4 separate regions of the Homo sapiens genome follow, and regions 2, 3 and 4 are each linked to region 1. Evidence: chromatin loops called from intact Hi-C (ENCODE). Cell type or tissue: ascending aorta. All regions are shown on one strand. Each heading gives the region's core, and the rest is flanking DNA. Links, peaks and the distances in the headings are about the cores only.

Evidence for each region. A loop is a pair of places that touch in the nucleus more often than their neighbours do. Peaks named below come from ENCODE experiments on the same cell type or tissue, not always from the same donor. Only the 100,000 strongest peaks of a DNase experiment are listed, where the experiment ranks them.
Region 2: a loop joins it to region 1, with 6 times the contacts of the local background. A loop is called at or near these places in 44 of 110 quality-filtered maps.
Region 3: a loop joins it to region 1, with 7 times the contacts of the local background. A loop is called at or near these places in 5 of 110 quality-filtered maps.
Region 4: a loop joins it to region 1, with 19 times the contacts of the local background. A loop is called at or near these places in 105 of 110 quality-filtered maps.

The regions. Positions count from the first base shown.
Region 1 is chr7:98,838,605-98,844,476 of GRCh38, forward strand. No RefSeq gene overlaps it. Among named protein-coding and RNA genes, the nearest start is that of TMEM130, 28 kb to the right of the region's middle. RefSeq lists an enhancer at 3,231-3,280. In ascending aorta, for the core only: a CTCF peak has its summit at 3,345 (motif pointing left); DNase peaks (open chromatin) are centred at 2,917 and 3,327; H3K27ac peaks cover 1,628 bases.
Region 2 is chr7:98,757,370-98,763,241 of GRCh38, forward strand. No RefSeq gene overlaps it. Among named protein-coding and RNA genes, the nearest start is that of TMEM130, 110 kb to the right of the region's middle. In ascending aorta, for the core only: no CTCF peak of the experiment used is centred there; DNase peaks (open chromatin) are centred at 2,932, 3,202 and 4,219; H3K4me3 peaks cover 747 bases; H3K27ac peaks cover 3,394 bases.
Region 3 is chr7:98,614,440-98,620,311 of GRCh38, forward strand. It overlaps NPTX2 (neuronal pentraxin 2), which reads left to right and starts at 2,846. Exons shown (of 5, transcript NM_002523.3): 1 at 2,846-3,448; 2 at 5,204-5,420. The coding sequence starts at 3,023. RefSeq lists an enhancer at 3,674-4,300. In ascending aorta, for the core only: a CTCF peak has its summit at 3,155; DNase peaks (open chromatin) are centred at 2,145, 2,782 and 3,189; H3K4me3 peaks cover 3,552 bases; H3K27ac peaks cover 1,338 bases.
Region 4 is chr7:98,430,183-98,436,054 of GRCh38, forward strand. No RefSeq gene overlaps it. Among named protein-coding and RNA genes, the nearest start is that of BAIAP2L1, 32 kb to the left of the region's middle. In ascending aorta, for the core only: a CTCF peak has its summit at 3,291 (motif pointing right); a DNase peak (open chromatin) is centred at 3,309.

The DNA.
Region 1 (5,872 bases), core at 253-5,252:
GGATCACTTGAGCCCAGAAGTTGGGGGCTGCAGTGAGCTATGATCATGCCACTGCACTCCAGCCTGGGCAACAAAGCTAGATCTTGTCTCAAAAACAAAAACAAAACAAACAAACAAGCAAAGTGTGAAAGATGTAGCAAATGAGCTGGAGGGTAGCAGCTGGGATGATAATCCTTAAGTGTTTGGACCTGGGGCTCAATGTTATGGGGAATCCCTGAGGGTTTGGAGTGGGAGAGTGAGCTGACCCAGCGGCAGTTTGGAAAATAACGCTCCAGTGTGTGGCCCAGAGACACAAGCTGTGGTCTCTGCTTGAGAGAAGCACTTCCTGCTACACACCCCCAGTCTCCCCCAGGACCAAGCCTGCAGCAGCCCAGTGTCGGGTCAAATGCCCTTTGGGGACCTAGGAGTTGAGGACCTGGTTTCAGCAGGACAACCTTGTCTTAAAGGGAAGCCTGGCCATTGGGACCTTGCTCCCTGAGGCTTCCTCTCAGAAGAGCTTATAGCAACCCCGCCCCCCCACCCCGCCCCCAACACCCAGTGCTTGTTCCTAGGAGCACAAAGGTGCTTTGGAGGCAGCTGGAAGAAAATTAAAAGGCAGCAAAACCCAAACCCCACCAGAGAGGGTGTCTGCGCTGGGGACTGTTTGCTGATCACAGTCTCCAAAATGTTAACTCAACACACACTCTCTCGTGACTTTAAAATGCACCCAGCATTGAGCCAGGCACAGTGGCTCACACCTGTGATCCCAGCACTTTGGGAGGCTGTGGTTGAGGGTATCGTTTGGTTTCAGGAGTTTGAGGCCAGCCTGGGCAGCGCAGTGAGACTCTGTCTCTCCAAAAAAAATACATAAATGGGCCAGGCGCGGTGGCTCACGCCTGTAATCCCAGCACTTTGGGAGGCCGAGGCAGATGGATTACGAGGTCAGGAGATCGAGACCATCCTGGCTAACACGGTGAAACCCCATCTCTACTAAAAATATAAAAAATTAGCCAGGCGTGGTGGTGGGCACCTGTAGTCCCAGCTACTCAGGAGGCTGAGGCTGGAGAATGGCGTGAACCCGGGGGGCGGAGCTTGCAGTGAGCCGAGATCGCGCCACTGGACTCCAGCCTGGGCAACAGAGCGAGACTCCGTCTCAAAAAAAAAAAACAGAAATACAAAAACGAGCCTGGTGTGGTGGCTCACGCCTGTAATCCCAGCATTTTGGGAGGCTGCGGTGGAGAGATTGCTTGGTTTCAGGAGTTTGAGACCAGCCTGGGCAACACAGAGAGACCCCATCTCTATGAAAATACAAAAATTAGCCGGCATGGTCATGCATGCCTATAGTCCCAGCTACTGAGGAGGCTGAGGTGGGAGGATCCCTTGAGCCCATGGGGTTGAGGCTGCAGTGAGCCATGTTGGTGCTACTGCACTCCAGTCTGGTCAACAGAGTGAGACTCTGTCTCAGGAAAAGGAAGAAAGGAAGGAAAGTACCTATCATTCAGATGCCCCCACACACGTACACACACTCATGCACACACACATGATGCATACATGTACAGTGTGCAGTTTACAGAGAAGAGCAGACACAGGGGGATAGTAGAAGCGGGAGAAACAGGTGGACTGATCACGCCGTCCACAGTGGTGGCAGCCCCGGAATGAGCAGCTGTCCAGAGCCGAGGTGGCGACAGTGGCACCAAGTGGTTAATGCACCCGGGATCCCCAAAGGCCTCCCTGCTCTCCCCAGGATCTCATGCAGGGGTCCAGCTGGTGGCCTCTGCTCCCTCCCTCCTTCATCTCCCCACCACAACCCTGCTCCGGGGCCCTGAAGCAGCTGATCCCCATCATCTGATGGAAGGGAGTGGCAGCCGGGACTTGCACGCCTCTGAGCCACTGTCCCCAATGCCCAGCAGAAAACAGGTCAGAAAGATGCCTGCAGAGGGAGGAGTTCACTTAGGAGCTTCCCCTCCCCAGTGAGAAGCTCAGCTCGGGAGACTATAGGGCAAGGGTTGCTGTGGGTCACATGTAGAGCCGGTGAGAAGCTGGAAAATACAGCACAGTCTGGAGAGGGGGTCAGGGAGGAGGTGGGCAGCTCCCTCAGTCTCTCTTCACACCTCTTCCTATAGAATCTTCCATTCCCAGCTGGAAAATACAGCACAGTCTGGAAAGGGGGTCAGGGAGGAGGTGGGCCGCTCCCTCAGTCTCTCTTCACACTTCTTCCTATAGAATCAACAGCCCTAGGAGGTATGAAGTGGTGTCTCATTGTGGTTTGGATTTGCATTTCCTTAATGACCAATGACATCGTGCATCTTTCCATGGGCTTATTGGCCATTTGTATATTTTCTTTGGCTAGATGTCTATTCAAGTCCTTTGCCCATTTTTTTTTAAAGTGGGTTATCTTTTAATTGCTGAGTTGTGTGATTCATGATGGTCAACAAGCTGGGAAAAAATGGGCAGGTATCTAGGCTCTGCTGGGTCCCGAGGGCAGCGAGCTGTGGATGCCTCCACAATGTTTCCTGAATGAATGCCTAGAAAAACACACCAACGCACCCTTTCCCTCTTTTTCTCTCTCTCTCTCTTTTTTTTTAAAGACACAGGGTCTTGCTCTGCCACCTAGGCTGGAGTGCGGTGGTGTGATCCTAGGTCACTGCAGCCTCCAACTCCTGGGCTCAAGCAATCCTCCTACCTCAGCCTCCCTAGTAGTTGCGACTACAGGCACCCACCATCATGCCCAGCTAATTTTTTTAATTTTATTTTTTGTAGAGATGGGGTCTCGCTGTGCTGCCCAGGCTGTGTCTCACATTCCTGGCCTCAAACGATCCTCCCACTTTGGCCTCTCAAAGTGCTGAGATTACAGCGAGTTCCCTCTTTATCCACATGGTACAACATGAAAAAACAAAAGCTTGGACAGATTCAGTGGCTGGCCCAAGGTCACAGAGCCAGGCTGGAACACAGATCTCCATTTCCTCAACCCACAGTCAAACTATCTTGTGGCTGTAGCTGTTGACTCATGCTGACCTGTAGATTTCTCGGAAAAGCTATTGGGCAAGAAAAAGAAGAGGCAAAACAAAAGTGACCTCCTCTTCTGAAAAGATTTCTCAAGGGCCAGAGTCCCAGGAATGTCTTCTGTCCTGGAAGGGGCTGAAGGTTCTAGAAGTTGGTTGCCAGCTTGGCTGTTTCACCAATGTGAATGTGAGTATATGTGTGTGCGTACAGTGTGCCTGTGTGTTCATGCAGGTGTGTCGGCAGGTGCTGCAATGCCAGGACCCTGCCCATCCATGCCCCTCTGCCCGCCATGCCCCCCGGTGCACCTGGCAGAGGCTGGGAGCCTGCAGAAAGCATAGCCGGTCAGACACTGCCACCTGCTGGACATACTGGGCACAGCATGCAGATGGCTTGGGGCCCTGGCACTTCATCTCCTAGATCTTCTAAGGCCCCCAGAAAGTAGTGTCCTCCATCACCCCTCATTGCCTATGTGGGCCTCTCTAGAAAACACTTACAGGGTGTAATCTCAGCACTTTGGGAGGCCTGTAATCCCAGCACTTTGGGAGGCCAAGGCGGGCGGATCACCCTGAGCTCAGGAGTTCAAGACCAGCCTGGCTAACACAGTGAAACCCTGTCTCTACTAAAAATATAAAAATTAGCCGGGCATGGTGGCGGGTGCCTGTAATCCCAGCTACTTGGGAGGTTGAGGCAGGAGAATTTCTTGAACCCGGGAGGCAGAGGTTGTAGTGAGCTGAGATCGCGCCATTGCGCTCCAGCCTGGGTGACTGAGCAAGACTCCGTCTCAACAAATAAATAAATAAATATATATATATATATACACACACACACATACATACATACATATATATATATATAAAGGAAAACACCTACTGATGAAATTTTATATAAAGGAAAACACCTACTGATGAAATTTTTGGCACTATGAACCCCTTTAAGTCAAGTCAAGCCCTCTTCTCAGAATAATGTTTTCAAAAGCATAATATAAAATAGTGCTGGACACACTGGCTCACACCTATAATCCCAGCACTTCAGGAGGCTGAGGCAAGAGGATCACCTGAGGCCAGGAGTTCGAGACAAACCTGGGCAACACAGCAAGACCCCATCTTTACAAAAAAAATTTTTTTTAATTAGCCAGGTGTGGTGACTTATACCTGTGATCCTAGCACTTTGGGAGGCCAAGGCAGGAGGATCACTTGAGGCCAGGAGTTCAAGACCAGTCTGGGCAACACAGCAAGACCCCTATCTCTACAAAAACTTTCTTAAAAAATTAGCCACCTATAATCTCAGCACTTTGAGAGGCCAAGGCAGGAGGATTGCTTGAGGCCAAGAGTTTGAGACCAGCCTGGGCAACATAGCAAGACCCCGTCTCAACAGAAAATTTAAAAGTCAGCTGGGTGTGGCAATGGACACCTGTGGTACCAGCTACTTGGGAGGCTGAGGTGGGAGGATCGCTTGAGCCCAGGAGTTCGAGGCTGCAGTGAGCTGTGATCACACTACTGCACTCCAGCCTGGGGGACAGAGCAAGACCCTGTCTCTAAACAAATACATAAATAAAGATGTAATTTTTCCCATCCAAGTACCTCAATGCTCTCCATGGATCCCTTGGGGATTAGGGTAGCTCAGTTTAAGAGACTCTGACCCATTCCCTGCCTGATGACCCTGGAGCCTCCTCGGCCCGTTGGCCCACTACCACATGGGACCCAGCTTAGCTTGCTCCCTCAGCCCCTGCCACACTGTCTACAGCCCACCTGCTCTCCCAGCCTCCAGCCTCTGACCTTTCCTCCTCAACACAGAACAAGGCACCACTCTCAGAAGCCAGGCCAGTGGCTTTCTGCTCCAAGGATGGATAATTGCCCGATCTGATGTCCAAGAGGCCGCCATGCCAGAAGGGGCCCACACCGCAGTCCCTCTCTCCAGGATTCAGGGAGGGAGGCCCCTGCCTCCTGACACCTGGACATCACCACGTCTCACACCAGGGCTTCCGGGCCATTTGTCCTGACCTATGGGGTCTTCTGGACAGTCTGGACAGACATTGAGTTTGTTCCTTAGAGTCTTGTGTTCCCTCCCCTAATTCCAGTCATTGTGAGGTTACAACACAAGTGTGAGGAAGTAACCCTTTCTCCCTTCCTCACGCCATCCCTCTTTCCTTTCAACAATATTTAATGAACACCTGCTATGTGCTGGGTAGTATTCTGGGTGTTAGAAGTAGAAATAGTGAACAAAATAGGCAAAATCCTTTCTTTCTTCAAGTTTATATACCATGTAAGGCTCAGATTAAATAAATAAGTTAAGGCCAGCTGCAGTGGGTCATGCCTGTAATCCCAGCACTTTGGGAGGCCGAGGTAGGAGGATCCCTGGAGACCAAGGGTTCCAGACTAGCCTCAGCAACATAGCAAGACCCCATCTCTACGAAAAATTTTTGAAAATTAGCTGGGCATGGGGGTGGGCTCCTGCGGTCTCAGCTACTTGGGAGGCTGAGATGGGAGGATTGCTTGAGCCAGGGAGGCTGGGGCTGCAGTGAGCTATGATTACACCACTGCACTCCAGCCTGGGTGACAGAGTAAGACCCTGTCTCTATAAAAAAAAAAGTACAAATAAATTTTAAAATAAATAAATTAATAGTATGTTAGGCAAAGCGTGGTGGCTCATGCCTGTAATCCCAGCACTTTAGGAGGCCGAGGCGGGCAGATCACTTGAGACCAGCCTGGCCAACATGGCAAAACCCTGTCTCTACTAAAATTACAAAAAAATTAGCCAGGCCTGGTGGTGGGTGCCTGTAATTCCAGCCACTTGGGAGGCTGAGGCAGGAGAATCACTTGACTCTGAGAGGCAGAGGTTGCAGTGAGCCAAGATCGCACCACTGCACTCCAGCCTGGGCGACAGAGCAAGA
Region 2 (5,872 bases), core at 282-5,281, 81 kb before region 1:
ATCACACCACTCTACTCCAGCTTGAGTGACAGAGTAAGACTCTGTCTCTAAAAAAGTAAAAGAACAAAAGAAGAAGTAAAAAACCCTGGCTTCATGGAACTTATATTCTAGTGGAGGAAAGAGATAATTTTCGGTTTTTTTATTTTTATCTTTTTTTTTTTTTTGAGACAGAGTCTTGCTCCGTTGCCCAGGCTGGAGTGCAGTGGCGTGACCTTGGCTCACTGCAAGCTCCGCCTCCCAGGTTCACGCCATTCTCCTGCCTCAGCCTCCCGAGCAGCTGGGACTACAGGTGCCCGCCACCACGCCCGGCTAATTTTTTCTATTTTTTAGTAGAGACGAGGTTTCCACCATGTTAGCCAGAATGGTCTTGATCTCCTGACCTCATGATCTGCCCCCCTCAGCCTCCCAAAGTGCTGGGATTACAGGTGTGAGCCACTGCGCCTGGCATTTTTTTATTTTTTTTTTGAGACAGAGTTTTGCTCTTGTTGCCCAGGCTGGAGTGCAATGGTGCGAGCTCAGCTCACTGCAACCTCTGCCTCCGGGTTCAAGAGATTCTCCAGCCTCAGCCTCCCAAGTAGCTGGGATTACAGACATCCGTCACCACACCTGACTAATTTTTCTATTTTTAATAGAGATGGGTTTTCGCCATGTCGCCCAGGCTGATCTCAAACTCCTGACCTCAGGTGATCCACCTGCCTCGGCCTCCCAAAGTGCTGGGATTACAGGCATGAGCCACCGCACTTAGCCAGAGATAACTTTCAAACATAATATTTAGGGTAAACTATGTGGTATATTAGAAGATTGTGCTACTAAAAGCCTGATGGAGGTAGGAGGGGTAGCGTACAGGGCTTGGAGGCTGAATTTCAAGTTGGAATGATCAGAGCAGGCCTCGTTGAGAAGGTGACAGATGAGCAAAGACCTGTAGGAGATGAGGGAATGAGCCACATGGGTGTCTGGGAGCCTCATCCAGCAGAGAGAACAGCAGTGCAAAGGCCCTGAGGCTGAGCATGCCTCTATGTGTTTAGACATCAAGGAGACCAGCAGCAGGAGAAGTGGCTTGAGCACAGAGGAGAGAGTTCAGAAGTGGGGGCTGCCAGTCCTGGAAAGGACTTTGCTCTGCGACATGAGTCTCTGGAGGGTTTTGAACAGAGAAGGAGAGACACGAACCCGACACCCCCCCATAGGCTTTTCCTTGGGCCATTCTCCTGTGATTAGATTGTGGGGACGAGGTGGACGTAGGGAGTGCTAATGCAGCAATCTAGGGGACAGGTGGTGGTGGCTTGGATGAGGATGGGAGCACAGGAGGTTGGATTCTAGATACATTTTGAAAGTGGAGCCAATGGGACTTGCAGATGGATTATGTATTTATGCATGGATGGGATCTAATGGTTCCATGTGTGTTAGATATGGAGGGATCTAATTGATTCCATGTGGGATAGATATGGAGGGATCTAATGGATTCCATGTGGGTTAGATATGGGGGGATCTAATGGATTCCATGTGAGTTAGATATGGGGGATCTAATGGATTCCATGTGGGTTAGATATGGGGGGATCTAATGGATCCCATGTGGGTTAGATATGGGGGATCTAATTGATTCCATGTGGGTTAGATATGGGGGATCTAATTGATCCCGTGTGGGTTAGGTATGGGGGGATCTAATGGATTCCACGTGGGTTAGATATATGGGTGGATCTAATGGATTCCATGCGGATTAGATATGGGGGATCTAATGGGTTACATGTGGGTTAGATGTAGGGGATCTAATGGGTCCCATGCAGATTAGATATGGGGAGATCCAATGGATCCCATACAGAATAGACATGGTGGGATCTAATCGATTCCATGTGGCTTAGATATAGGAGATCTAATGGATCTCGTGCAGATTAGATATGGTGGGATCTGATTCTCCCATGTGGGTTAAATATGGAGGGATCTAATGGCTCCCATGTGGGTTGGATATGGAGAGATTTAATGAATTCCATGTGGATTAGATATGGAGGAAGAGATGAATCAGAGATCACCCAGGATTGGGCCCAGGATAGCAACTGAAAGAGTGGAGTTGCTATTAACTAGATGAAGAGGTCCCTTGGGGTGGTTTGCAGGTACAGGGAGGAGGTCCAGAAATTCATATTCTGGGAGATGGTAAGTTTCAGATACCTAACTAGACATCCAGGTGCAGAAGTCCAAAACGCAGTTGTATGTACAAGTCTGCAGCTTAAGGGGAATCTACCCTGGAGATATCAGTTTAGGGGTCATTGGTGAATTGATGGTTTTAATGCCATCAGACCATACGAGCTCCCCACGAGAGGGAGAGTAGAAAGAGCAAGAGGTCCAGGGTCCGAGCCCTGGGGCCTAAAGATAGAAGGTTGGTGGGGACTGGGAGGAATCAGGAGAAACCAGCCGGCAGGTTAGGAGGCAAAGCAGATTTAGGGGCCAGGAAACCGAGGGAAGAAAGTTTTCCTGGGAGGACAGAGAGAGCAACTGTGCCCAATGTGGCTTCCAAGTCAAATGGGCTGAGGACAAAGAATCTACCTTGGAGGTCACGGGGCCTTGGTGGGGGGGCAGTTTCCTTGGAGTAGGGCAGGCAAAGCCTTCATGGAGGGGTTAAGAGTGGGGGTGCAGTGGATGGAGGGCAAGAGAGCGTTGGAGCCAGGGAGGAGTTTTTTTGCAAAGCAAAACAGTATATGGGGCAGTGGCTGGAGTAGGTAGGGGGTCAAGAGAGAGGTTCGTAAGACAGGAGGAATAACAGCATCACCTCTCCCAAGCTTCTGCACGGGCGTGGAGTAAAACGAAACTCGTGTGTTACTGATGCGAAGTCGTGCCTTTGCGTCTCACATCCTGGGGGCTTTTACCAAATTCAGAAGGAATCCAGGCGGCCCACAAGCTACCAACGGCCACCCCCAGACAGATGTCACTGCTTTTCCGCCCATGACTCCTTAAGGTTGATACAGGGCCTGGCAACTCCTTCCTGCCCCCTTCCTCCCCCTCCCTAGCTGAATAATTTAAGTGCTATTCTAAGTTGAAACCAAATAAAGCAGTTTAGAGTGACTAATTCCCTGTGAAATTTATGTTCCCCAAATGTCTTGCTGGTAACAATGCTGGGATCCATTTACCCCCCTTAATTTCATCAGTGTTGTTTCTGGAAGGAGCTCCCAGCCTAACGTGGCCTCGTTCCCAGCTGCCCGTGTGAAAAGCGGTCCTGGAGGCAAGGCGGCCACATGTGAGCCTCTTCCTGGACTTTGTCCTGGCCCAGGGCAGGGTGAGAAGCTGACACAGCTCTCAGGAGAGATGTAAGGATCTGCAGTAATGGAGCCATTCACAAGGCTGCCCTCTGCACTTCACAGTTGGAGAGGACAGAAGGAGGGTTCTGGGCCAGGGCAGTTGGGAGTGAGTTCCCAAAGCAGGTGTGACATTAGCATGTCCCCAAGAACCAGAGGCTTTGGGAAGGTGACAAGAGGCTGCTGGTGCCCCTGCTGAGGGGATTGTAGGGATGTCTCCATGGAAAAGATGAGAGAGGCAGGAAGGAAAGGGTAGGGGAAAGGGAAGGATCCCATACAGATTAGACATGGTGGGATCTAATGGATCCCATGGGGGTTAAATACGAACAGATTAAATATGGAGGGATCTAATGGCTCACATGTGTGTTGGGAGCCACCTTCCATGTTTAACCCACCTTCCCCGTACCCTGTCTCTGCCAGTTCAAACCTGTCCCAACCCCCAGGGCTCTGCTGCTTTAGAAACATAGCACTACCTTTATCCGCCTGCCCAGATGCAGCCTGGGATCTTCCAAGAGCCCGTCTCACATTTCCTGGCTGTGGGGTGTTTTACAGACATAACGGGAAGAACCTTTATTATGTGACCCTCTGTGACCTGACCCAGTGGCTTCAATTTAGGGATTTAGCCTGTGTCCTCAGCACAAGAAGCTTTTGTTTCTAAGCTTTACTGAGCATTGTTTTTGTTTTGTTTTTTTTTTAATAATGACTCATCTACAACTTCTGAACATGGACACTCCTAGCCTTGTCCCCACTGAGCTGGGAGCATCTGTATCCAGACTGGCCTTCCCCTAGACTGGACACTTCCTTGCCAAGTGGGTGTCAGGAGAAGAACTGTCCAGCAGGGGAAACAGCCAGTGCAAGGGTCCCGGGGTCCTGCATACCTCTTGTGTTCAGACAGCCAGGAGACCAGAGGCAGAAGTGGCAGGTCCTGGGTCTGAGCCATGTCATTCTCAGCACAGAGCCTGGCACATAGTAGGAGCCTTAAGGATGGTGGAGCGGGGGCAGCGGGCACAGTGACTCACGTCTGTAATCCCAGCACTTTGGGAGGCAGAGGTGGGAGGATCACTTGAGGTCAGGAGTCAAGACCAGCCTGGCCAACATGGCGAAACCCCATCGCTACTAAAAATACAAAAATTAGCCGGGCATGGTGCGCATGCCTGTAATCCCAGCTACTCAGGAGGCTGAGGCAGGAGAATCGCTTGAACCAGGAGGCAGAGGATGCAGTGAGCTGAGATAGCACCACTGCACTCCAGCCTGAGCGACAGACGGAGATTCTGTCAAAAAAAAAAAAAAAAAAAAAAAAAAAAAGATGGGGAGGGGAAGGGGATAGACACACGTACATGTCACATGTGCAGGGTGGAAGACCCCCTCCCAGGTTTTACTGTGACTATATTGTGCTGTAGACCTGAAATGCACCTGCTGCTGTGTGCTGTGACCAGGGGGGATGGCTTCTGGATCCTGCCTTTGTCTGGCCAGGTCCCCCACGAGGCTGTCGGGAGCTGGGCATCAGGACCCTAGTGATGACTTCGGGCTGGTGGCACCTGCCTGCCTTGTACACAGGCACCCCTCCCTCCCAGCGTGGGGGCCTCAGTTTCCTCCTCTGTACAGCAAGGAGGTTGCGGGAGATGCTCTCGAGTTTCCTTGCAGGTCGGAAGTGGAGAAGGAAGACAGGTCTCATAGACAGCCTGGGTTTTTAACCAGCCCTGGGGGCATGGGATGCGTTCTCTTCCAGATGAGACTAGGGGTGGCAAGAACCTCCCTGGAAACCCCGGGAAGTTCTAAGGTCATCCTAGGGAAGGCACCAGCGGCAGGGACAGGGGTCTGGAAGCCCTGCCATCCCTAGCAGCTGGCTCTGAAATGTGGCAGGAGGTGGAATGTGGACTCCCTCCATGCTATGGGAGGAGCGAGGGCTGCAGCACAGACCCCAGAGGCTTCTGCCTGGGAAAAGGATGAGGCTGCCTCCCTCCTTCCAGGAGGAACCGAGTCCCAGGGCCAAATAGGGAGGGAGGTATTGATTCCCTGAGGGCCCACCTCAGTAAACAAAAATGTTTTGAACACCTATTGTATTCTGGGCCTCCTCATTCATTCTTACAACAGCCTTGGAGGTAAGCAGTTCAGCATACAGAGGGGAAACAGGTTCAGAGAGGCTGTGTGACTAGCCAAAAGTCACACAGCATGGGAGTGGCTGAACTGAGATTTGAGATTTACCTGGCTCCAGGCCAGGCACAGTGGCTCACTCCTGTAATCTCAGCACTTTGGGAGGCGGAGGCAAGTGGATCATGTGAGGTCAGGAGTTCGAGACCAGCCTGGCTGACATGGCAAAATGCTGTCTCTACTAAAGCTACAACAATTAGCTGGGCGTGATGTCAGCCACCTGTAATCCCAGCTACTTGGGAGCCTGAGGCAGGAGAATCACTTGAACTGGGAGGTGGAGGTTGCAGTGAGCCAAGATTGCGCCACTGCACTCCAGCCTGGGTGACAGAGCAAGACTCTGTCTCAAAAAAAAAAAAAAAAAAAAAAAGATTTACCTGGCTCCTAGCACATTCTACCAACCCACATGGCACATCGGTTCCTGAATTCTGGTCTCGAAAGTT
Region 3 (5,872 bases), core at 464-5,463, 220 kb before region 1:
TCACCTTTGGCTACAGGTGGTTAATAACACACACAGAAAAAACAAGTTTCTGAAACGTTCCTCACACCAACAGTGATTCCTTCTTTTTCAAACTATCATGCTCTTGAGTACAGCCAAAGCACCTTTAGACAGTTGCGTCTAATCCCCTTATCTTTTTAAAATTATTATTATTATTTTGAGATGGAGTCACGCTCTGTCACCAGGCTGGAGTGCAGTGGCATGATCTTGGCTCACTGCAACCTCTGCCTCCTGGGTTCAAGCGATTCTCCTGCCTCAGCCTCCCAAGTAGCTGGGACTACAGGCGGGCGCCACCACACCCAGCTAAATTTTGTATTTTTAGTAGAGACGGGGTTTCACCATGTTGGCCAGGATGGTCTCGATCTCTTGACCTTGTGATCTGCCTGCCTCGGGCTCCCAAAGTGCTGGGATTACAGGTGTGAACCACCGTGCCCAACCCCCGCCCCTCCCTTATCTTATATGCAAGAAAACTGAAGTCCAGAGGAGAAATGACTTGCCCCAAACCACTTAGCTAGTGACAGAGTTAGAATTAGCACTAGATCCCTCATTCCTAAGCCAGCAGGCTTTTCATTGCACCAGGAAGATAAAATAAAACTGTAAATAGCATGTACTCTGTTAACTAAGCCTCTAATTATACTGCCTCCAAAGAAAATAACATTTCAAATGTCTGGGTCTTTCCATTTGAGCTTTGGCAATTTCACTGATCACTTCTCATACTGGAATCTCTTTTAAGACGTTTAGGAGTAATTATATTGGGATATATGCTATTTTTACTCTTGTACACTGCTTTCTTTGTTCAGGAGGAAATTAGAATTCTGGAAAGATACTTGATTTTGTTTAATTATTAAAGGAACAAGCTTCTACTTCAAGTAGTTGCAAATATGAATGTATCAGTCTGTGTGTCAAGAAAGGATATATGGAACAATACAGGAACGATAATACTCTATTGTCACATCCAATTAAGGGCCACCTAGGTCTACAAGTAAAGAGGAACATCAAAGCTATGAGTGAAAATGGAAAAGTCACATCGTTATCTGAATAATTTTGAAAACGTCTGGATTTGGTGCCTTATGAATCATCTGAAATGTAACAAGGCATAAAGTGCTTTGCAACCCTGTTGCCTTCATTATTGTAATTTGTGCATATGTAGGTTTATTTGAACTTTTTCGAGTTTTCATCCAGCTGAAAAAGGATGTAGGAAGAATGAGTCCAGTCAAGGTCATACTTAACAAGGTGAAACTGACACCTCCTGGGGATGCAGGCTAACAGAAACATGAGCCCATTACTCACCCCAAATCTCCCATCCATACCTTTTTCTGCTAATGAATATTCTTACCTGAACCATCATTACTTCCATTGTCCTCTGCTTTGGATACCTTGCAGACCAGGTTCCTGTCTCTCATTTTTATCCACGAAGAGATTTTCAAGAATAGAACTTTTCTTATAATTTAGCAATAATGTCCTTGAAAACCCCACAACTATTTACATAATAGAAGCTATTGTTTGAAGTGCAAAGCAGGTCAGAATTTGGTTTCTAGAGATTAATCACTGCAGTCTAGTTTATATTATCATAATAATTTCATTTATTTTGGTACAATTTGCTTTCAGAATCAACCTCGGCTTCTGCGCACAAGTGACAAATCCATTTGTTTGTGGTATAATGGATAACGTGATTAATGACCTTGCAACAGGATTTCTTAAAAACATAGAGAGGAAAAGAAATAAAGATTTCCATTTATAAATGTGCAGTAAACCAGCTCAGTCTGTAGCTGTGCACCAAAATCCCTCTGAACTTGTTTTAAGCCACAGATTTGGAGAGATTCTGAAACAAATTTGCTCCTGACTTTTGGGGGTTTCTGCTCATATCTGCTGTCTCCAAGAAGCTGAGGGCAGTGGCCTCACTTCGAGGAAGTGGTGACACTGCGGGCCCTCCTGGTTACAAGGACCGGGCACTGTTGGACCACGTGGCTCCATCATGATGACTCCAGTTAGATGTCACCCCGCCCCTGAGCTCAGGTCTTGCTGAATAAGGTCACCGCCCAGGGGGCAGTCGATGAACACGCGCGCGAGGGCTCTGCGAGTGGCCTCGTGACTTTGTCCCTAACTCCGGGTGTCCCCTCCTTCCCATCAGCGTCCGGCGCCTGGTCCTGGTCCCGGTCCCCGAGGCCCCCGGGATTCTTCCCGAGCGTTTTCCGAGTTGGCGCGGGGGGTGGAGGCGGGGCCATGGAGCGCGTCCCGGGGACCGTTGCATCCGGAGGCGGCCGTCGTGCGGCTCCTTCCCGCCTCGAGAGTGAGGTGGCCGGGCCTTGACGAGAAGGCCCACGCCTGCCGCGGGGGTGGCTCGCGATGGCAGTCGGGGTTCGAGTCCCGCCTGGGGGGCTGCTCCTGCTGGAGAAAACGCCTCCCTGAGGGCGGCGGCAAACGCGCAGCGAGGCCCCGTGCCGCGCCAGAAGCCACCCTGAGAAAGGGGCACCGGGACACCGAGGGGTTCCCACTTTCTCCTCAGCCTGTGACGCCCGCGTCCTCGGGTGGGTTCGAGGGGCGCCTGGGCACGGCCAGCCGAGGCTCTCGAGAGCCCCAGTGTCGTTTTCCACCTCAGGCCTCCTTTCCTGAGGCAGAGCCCGGGACCTCGCGCTCTCGCCTCAGGCTCCGGCCCACGCTCCCGCCCGGCCGCCAGGCGCGCAACGGAAAGCGCCCCCGCCCCGCCCCGCTCCGCCCACTGCGTGACGCGCACCCGGCCGAGCCAATCAGAGCTCGTGGCGCGCGCCCCACACGCCGGCCCCCTCCGCCCCTCAGCTTAAGAAAGGGCGCGCGGACCCGGCAGGCCAGAGTGCCGAGCAGCGCGGTGGGTGCGGCTGTGAGACGGCAGGAGACTTCTGCCCCGCGGTGCACGCGACCCTCGAGACGACAGCGCGGCTACTGCCAGCAGCGAAGGCGCCTCCCGCGGAGCGCCCCGACGGCGCCCGCTCGCCCATGCCGAGCTGAGCGCGGCAGCGGCGGCGGGATGCTGGCGCTGCTGGCCGCCAGCGTGGCGCTCGCCGTGGCCGCTGGGGCCCAGGACAGCCCGGCGCCCGGTAGCCGCTTCGTGTGCACGGCACTGCCCCCAGAGGCGGTGCACGCCGGCTGCCCGCTGCCCGCGATGCCCATGCAGGGCGGCGCGCAGAGTCCCGAGGAGGAGCTGAGGGCCGCGGTGCTGCAGCTGCGCGAGACCGTCGTGCAGCAGAAGGAGACGCTGGGCGCGCAGCGCGAGGCCATCCGCGAGCTCACGGGCAAGCTAGCGCGCTGCGAGGGGCTGGCGGGCGGCAAGGCGCGCGGCGCGGGGGCCACGGGCAAGGACACTATGGGCGACCTGCCGCGGGACCCCGGCCACGTCGTGGAGCAGCTCAGCCGCTCGCTGCAGACCCTCAAGGACCGCCTGGAGAGCCTCGAGGTAGCGGCCCGCGGGGAGCGCGGGGGACCTGGAATGGGGACGCTCCCGAGTCGGGGGCGGAAGACTCGGGAGGATGGGGAAAGGGGGCCTGGCCCTGGGGAGGGTGTGATCGTCCGTGGGGGTGAGCTGGACTTGAGGGTGAAAGGCGGGGATCTAGATCCTGCTCGGGAACTCCCCTGCGTGGTATCCCTTCCCACACCGCTGCTCTTGCTGGAAGGAAACGTTTAAATTCCACCCCCGCGCGTCGGGACTGCCAGCGGGATCCGCCGAGCACTTCCCGAGGTCCGGGCTAGCGAACCCAGACGGCCAAGCCGCGGGCGCCAAATACCCGGGGACGCGGTAGCCTCTATCCTCTTGCAAATCTCCAAATCTCCGCGAGCCGGGATGCGCTCCCGCAGGCCGTGCGGGTTGCTGCGAGGCTGCCGCGGGAGGTCAGCTGCCCCGGGCATGTGGTGTTTCTTTCTTTAAATCAGGTCAGGCTGAGCTAGAGGGGGCGGAAGTCTGGGGGCGGAGGTCGCAGGGAGGCGAGCGCAGGGGGTCACCGGCGACCCCAGAGCGCGCATTAGAGGGGCAACCTCTGGTTAACTTCAAAGACTCCCGTGTCTGCAAGTTGGACCATTTTAAGGTGCTCTTCCGGATTGCTTCAGGGGAAGGGACCTCATTCCCTTCTCTCTCTCTCTCTCCCCCCCTCCCCCCCTCCCCCTCCGTCCCCCCCCCCCGCCCCCCGCTCCCGCCTCCGTCTCATCTCTATCTCTGAAAATGCGTGCAGTTTGGAACTTTGAGAGAAAAATCTTCAATTATTTTTCATCTTTAGGCTCCACCCTTTTTAAGAAGTGTGGACACTGCTGTTAATAGCCTTTGTGAAAATACTTCTCAGCAAAACTAGGTTTAAATTACAGGTGGTAATTATTGCAAAAATGACTCTAGGGTTTCTTTTGGCGTGAGGGCTGAATACAGTATTTCCAGCATCTGTATATCCCCTGATTCATTGTGATTGCTAACAGCTAACATTTCTGGAGCACTAAATATGAGTCAGGCACATCATTTAATTTTTTAATCCTTGGAACAATGAATGGCATGAGGCAGGTCCCATTATGTGCATTTCACAATTTGGAACACTTTGTGGAGAAAGGTAAATAGCTTGCCATGAACTCATGGGTAGGCAGCCTGCCACAGCCTCCAGAACCACATGATGGTAGGGGAGAAAGAGAAATAGGAAGTGAGGATTTAGAAACAGCATTAAAAACAAAGATTGCTGGAGTTCAGAATAGCAACGTTTTAGATCTGTCATTTTCCAGAAACATCTCTGCATGCATAGTTATTTACCTTGGTGCCAGACCGGAACTTGGGGGCTGTTTTCATTTCTAGGTGAAAGCTCCTTGGCTTTGTGTAACCATCGATTTACTCTTAAAAAAGAAAAAAAATCCTGGAGCTGAGTTTTGGTCTCTACCCAACATAGAATTCTAGGCGTTGGTTAGAATATTGACTTTTTAGTAAGAGGAGAAAAACGGCTTTTTGAGAAGGGAAAATTAGATTCACAAGTTTCAAATATTGCAGCAAAGTAATTCTTATCTGACTTTGAAATCTTTTCCATACCAAAAAAGCATCAGTGAGATGCTCCCCTGCCTGCCAGTGGCAAGATTCAGGGCTTGCGTTTTGGAAGCTTCTCCCTGTGTGGTCGGGCCATCACAGCCACATTTCACAATTTCTTTTTAACTCTTTCTGTGCCCCTCCCTCCTCCCCGGTGGCTGAAAGCACCAGCTCAGAGCAAACGTGTCCAATGCTGGGCTGCCCGGCGACTTCCGCGAGGTGCTCCAGCAGCGGCTGGGGGAGCTGGAGAGGCAGCTTCTGCGCAAGGTGGCAGAGCTGGAGGACGAGAAGTCCCTGCTGCACAATGAGACCTCGGCTCACCGGCAGAAGACCGAGAGCACCCTGAACGCGCTGCTGCAGAGGGTCACCGAGCTGGAGCGAGGTGTGTGCCTGGCCTGTTTCTCTGTCTGGCAGTGGCCTGATTTTCACCACTTGTGGTCAGACATGCGATTCTGGTTGATGGACAGCAGGGATTGTGACACCACATGGGCCTGGTTCCCGAGTGTGTGAGCAAATAATAAAGGCGACTGAACAAGGTCATCTCAGGAATGAGCTGCCAGCCCCACTGGCATTATCCAGGGAAAAGTGAAAGTGTCCAGGACCAGCTTCGATAAGCAACCACACGGGCGTTTCAGTCCTTTGTTAACTAGTCCTGGCAGCGGATTCTGTGTATCTTTCTCTTCTCTGCTCACACTGTGGTGAGTAAGTTTCTCCCACAGGAGACAGAGTGGGAGGGATCAGGGGATAATTCAGATTGCGTCATCAACCCCCAAACCACTGGGTGGCTTGGGTTTGAAGTTGTAGGTTTGCCCGTAGTGGGTGTTTATAAGACTG
Region 4 (5,872 bases), core at 480-5,479, 410 kb before region 1:
TAAAAACACAAAAAATTAGCCGGGTGTGGTGGTGGGCACCTGTAGTCCCAGCTACTCGGGAGGCTGAGGCAGGAGAATGGCGTGAACCTGGGAGGCGGAGCTTGCAATGAGCTGAGATCGTGCCACTGCACTCCAGCCTAGGGACAGAGAGAGACTCTGTCTCAAAAAAAAGAAAAAAAAAAGAAATGACAGGTTGGTTTCCAACAGTCTTTCCAATGGAAATCCAACAGTAATTGCAATTGGCTTTTATTTTATTATTATTATTTATTATTATTTTTTGAGACAGAGTCTTGCTCTGTCTCCCAAGCTGGAATGTAGAGGCACGATCTCGGCTCACTGCAACCTCTGCCTCCCAAATTTAAGTGATTCTCCCGCCTCAGCCTCCCGAGTAGCTGGAATTACAGGTGCCCGCCACCACGCCCAGCTAATTTTACATAACTGGCTTTTAGAACAGTGGTTCTCAGCTGCAAACCCTGAATCTGTAGATTCATCATCACCTGGGAGCTGATTAGAAATGCAAATTCGTTTTTATTTTTTGAGACAGAGTCTTGCTCTGTTGCCCAGGCTGGAGTGTAGTAGTGCAATCTCAGCCCACTGCAAACTCCACCCGCTGGGCTCAAGTGATCCTCCTACCTCAGCTTCCCAAGTAGCTGGGACTCCAGGCGCGCACTACCACGCCCAGCTAATTTTTGTATTTTTTTTGTAGAGACGGGGTCTCGCCATGTTGCCCAGGCTGGTCTTGAACTTCTGGGTTCAAGCGATCCTCCCACCTCGGCCTCCCAAAGTGCTGGGATTACAGGTGTGAGCCACTGTGCCTGACCAAAAATGCAGATTCTTGAGCCCTATCCCAGAGGTATGGACCTCCAGAGAATATAATGGGTGCTAACGTTGAGAACTACTCTTCTAGAAGAAACCCTGTTGTTGCACAGTAAACAGAGGGTGAACAGCAAGGAGACCTGAGATCTAGTCACAGATCTGTAGCCAATTAGCTGTGACCGCAGACCAGAGCCAAATTGCTGTCACCTGGAACCTGGGAACAGGCTTGGGTCTGAGCAAAAGTTCCCAGCCTAGAATCACCTGGGTACCTTTTTCTTTTCTTTTTCTTTCTTTTTTGAGACAGGGTCTCACTTTGTTACCCAGGCTAGAGTACAGTGGTACAATCTCAGCTCACCACAACCTCTGCCTCCCGGGTTCAGGTGATTCTCCCACCTCAATCTCCCAAGTAGCTGGGACTGCAGGCACACGCCACTATACCTGGCTAATTTTTGTATTTTTAGTTGAGTCGGGGTTTTGCCATGTTGGCCAGGTTGGTCTTGAACTCCTGACCTCAAGTGATCTGTCTGCCTCAGCCTCCCAAAGTGCTGGGATTACAGGTGTGAGCCACTGCACCTGGCCTCTGGGTAGCTTTTTGAATTCTGATGCTGCTACACCAGAGTCCATACTTTATGATTCAATTTATGTTAAGTTGTAGAACAGGCTGAAACTAATTTATAACAGGAATAATCAGATCGGTGGTTGCCTGATTGGCAGGTGGGAGTGGATCGACTGAGAAGGTATACAGGGGAAGTTGTGGGATGATGGTGATGTCCTGTCTTGATGGAAATATGGGTTATATGGGTGCATGCATTTGTTAGAATTTATTGAGTGGTATACATAAGATTTGTACATTTTACTATATTCATTACAAATTTTATTTTTGTAGAGACAGGGGTTTCACTGTGTTGCCCATGATGGTCTTGAACTCCTGAACTCAAGTGATCCTCCTGCCTTGGCCTCCCAAAGTGCTGGGATTACATGAGCCACCATGCCTAGCCTAGAATATTTGATTCTTTTCTTTTATGCTATGTTATTATTTAAAGCCATGATTTAGATGATGCTCTGTCTCTGGTCTGGATTGCAAGTTTATTCATTGGAAAAATATGATCCATATTGCAACATGATCTTCAGGAACACATCGAAGCAAAAAGGAAGAGACTTATGTGCTTTCTGTCTTTTTTTCTGAGACAGTCTCGCTCTGAGTGTAGTGGTGCCATCTCGGCTCACTGCAATCTCTGCCTCCCGGGTTCAAGTGATTCTCCCACCTCAGCCTCCTGAGTAGCTGGGATTACAGGTGTGTACCACCATGCCCAGCTAATTTTTGTATTTTTAGTAGAAACAGGGTTTCACCATATTGCTCGGGCTGATCTCGAATTCCTGAACTCAAGTGATCCACCCGCCTTGGCCTCCCAAAGTGCTGGGATTACAGGAGTGAGCCACCGTGCCTGACCTATATGCATATTTTATATCTAAAGAAAAAAGGACTATAAATAAATATGAGAGTCTTGTTATAATATGTGTGCTGAAGTGTTTAGGGGTGAAATGTGCTACTGCCACAATTCATTTTGAAATGCCTCAAAATTGAATGGTTTGAGGGATGGATGGTTGAATAGATTATATGATAAACTGAGCATAATGAAATGTTAATTGTAGAATTCAGGGGTGGGTATATGGATGTTCACTGCAAAATTCTTTCAACTTTTCATTAAGTTTGAACATTTCCTAAAAATTTTTAATTCTTTTTTTTTTTTTTTTGAGACAGAGTCTCGCTCTGTCGCCCAGGCTGGAGTGCAGTGGCGTGATCTCTGCTCACTGCAAGCTCTGGTTCCCAGGTTCATACCATTCTCATGCCTCATAATTCATTTATTTTTTAGAGACAGGGTCTCTCTCTGTCTCCCAGGCTGGAGTGCAGCGATGTGATCCTAGTTCACTGCAGCCTTGAACTCCTGGGATCAAGGGAAGCTCCCTTCTCAGCCTCCCAGGAAGCTGGGACTACAGGTGCGCTCCACCACATTTGGCTAATTACCCAGGCTGGTCTCAAACTCTTGTCCTCAAGCGATCCTCCCACCTCGGCCTCCCAAAGTGTTAGGATTACAGGTGTAAGCCCCACACCTCAAAAGTTTTTATAAGAAAACACTGAAGGGAAATTCTGAAGCTGAGACTCTACACTTACATCTGTTAATGAGATCTTTCCTCAATTAAATATTCTACAATTGGGGGTTGGTACATTTCTCTGTCAAAGGCAACAGTTTTTAAGCCATTCATGTACACATGTTCCTGGGAAAAGTGACACTGTGGGAGATTGTTGGTTTTTTTTTTACCCCTGAAAATTAACTTATTGGGGAATAGGTTCATGATCTCTCCACAGGTTCCAATAATGAGGGGAGACCTGGGTTCTGCACCTGGCCTTGTTGTCGTGGTTACTGTTGCTTTCAGGAGATGGCACCAGGTGTGTCTCGACTTGTACTTGCTTTAGCCAAATATGGCCACCAGGAGGAGCAGTCACCCCACAGTTGCCTGGAGCACCCACACTCTTCAAACTCACGGCTTGAAATGTCACCTGTGGCCGTCTGAGGTCATCCATCGTTATTTTCTTTCTTTCTTTCTTTCTTTCTTTCTTTCTTTCTTTCTTTCTTTCTTTCTTTCTTTCTTTCTTTCTTTCTTTCCTTCTTTCTTTCTTTCATTCTTTCTTTCTCTTTCTTTCTTTCTTTCCTTTCTTTCTCTTTTCTTTCTCTTTCCCTCCCTCCCTCCCTCCCTCCCTCCTTCCTTTCTTCTTTTCTTCCACTCTCTCTTTCTTTCTTCCCTCCCCTCCCCTCCCCTCCCTTTCCCTTCCCTTCCTGACAGAGTTTCGCTCTTGTTGCCCAGGCTGGAGTGCAGTGGCCGGATCTCAGCTCACTGCAACCTCCACCTCCCAGGTTCAAGCGATTTTCCTGCCTCAGCCTCCCAAGTAGCTGGAATTACAGGCACCTGGCACCATGCCTGGCTAATTTTTGTATTTTTAGTAGAGACGGGGTTTCCCCATGTTGGCCAGGCTGGTCTCAAACTCTTGACCTCAGGTGATCCACCAGCCTCGGCCTCCCAAAGTGCTGGGATTACAGGCGTGAGCCAACATGCCCGGCCATCCACGGCTATTTTCATCATGCCTGGCTTTCCCCTTGTTGGTTCAGTCACCCTCAAAGGACAGAGCCTCTGTGCCATGGGCCCTCCCCCGAGATCTGTGCATTGCCTAATGTGACTGGACCCTCCTCCTCACCCCCCATCCTGCCCCAGCTCCTCTGATGACATCATCGGCTCTGGAGCCGCCACTCAGTCTCGTGCAGGAGGGTCCGCTCCCTCTGACCACGCTGGTCCCTCAGGACCCCACTTCCCCCGGCACTGTCTGGTGCAGGGACTCTTTCTCCTTTTATACCCCATGTACCACAGAAGCTAAGGTAGGGTCCATATCCTCCATGCTTCCTGTGGTCACATCCAAGATATTTCTCTTCCAAAGGCAGCAGAGTCACCTGCTGACCCTCTCGGTGACTGCTGTCTGCTGGTCTTCCGCTTGTACCTCCTCATCCATTGAGGACCTGGTCTCCTGGTTGACCGTGTTCTCCATTCTTTTTGCCGTCTTGTGCCCGAGGGCGTTCATCACCCATGTGGACAGGCCAGGCTACTCCCAGTCTCTCTGGGCACCAGGACAGCTGCAGCTCCAGTGAGCTTTTCCAATGTGCCTCTCAGCTACCCCTCCCCGCGGTCACACCTGGGACCCTTCATCACCCGGAAAGGAGACTTCAGACAGCTCCCGGCTGACCTCTCCTTTCTCGTTCCAGAACTCTCTGCTTGGCCTCAACGCCTCACTGCCACTCTCTATATGGTCATTGCCTTCCTTAATCGTGGTTCATAATTAAAATCAACTCCTGCAGGGCGAGGTGGTTCACACCTGTAATTGCAGCACTTTGGGAGGCCGAGGCAGGTGGATCACTTGAGGTCAGGAGTTCGAGACCAGCCTGGCCAACATGGCAAAACCCCATCTCTACTGAAAATATAAAAATTAGCCAGGTGTGGTGGCGGACGCCTGTAATCCCAGCTACTCGGGAATCTGAGGAGGGAGACTCGCTTGAATTTGGGAGGTTGGAGGTTGCAGTGAGCCGAGATCACACCACTGCACTCCAACCTGGGCCACAGAGGAAGACTCTGTCTCAAAACAAACAAACAAACAAAAAAAAAACTCCTTTGTATTTCTCCTGACATTGTTCCCCTCAGCAAGGGTGACACAAATGGGCCGGATCTCTTGCATCTGCACCTGGACAGTCAAGCATCACTTTATTTATTCGTCTATTTATTCATTTACTTATTTATTTATTTATTTTAGAGACAGAGTCTCACTCTGTTGCCCAGGCTGGAGTTCAGTGGTGTGAGCAGAGCTCATTGCAGCCTCCACCTCTTGGGCTCAAGCGATCCTCCCACCTCAGCCTCCCTGTGAGCTGGGATCACAGACATGCACCACACTGCGCCCAGCTAATTTTCTAATTTTCTGTAGAGATGAGGTCTTGCCATGTTGTCCAGGCTGCTCTTGAACTCCTGGCCTCAAACAATCCTCCTTACCTCAACGCCCCCAAAGTGCTGGGATTACAGGTGTGAGCCACAATATCTGGCTGCACTTTCACTTTTTTTTTTGAGACAGAGTTTCGCTCTTGTCACCCAGGCTGGAGTGCAGTGGTACGATCTTGGCTCACTGCAATGAATACATAGATGAATAAATAAAGTGAAAGTTTAGCTGAGTGTGTGCTTTCCCAGTGGGGCTTGGCTGTCCAGATGCAGATGCAATAGATCCAGCTCGTTCATGTCACTCTTGCTGGGGGGAACCATTTAAGGGTTCAAGCCATTCTCCTGCCTCAGCCTCCTGAGTAGCTGTGATTACAGGTGCCCGCCACCACGCCTGGCTAATTTTTATATTTTAAGTAGAGATGGGGTTTCACCATGTTGGCCAGGCTGGTCTCGAACTACTGACCCCAGGTGATCCACCCACTTCGGCCTCTCATAGTGCTGGGATTACAGGCGTGAGCCACCGTGC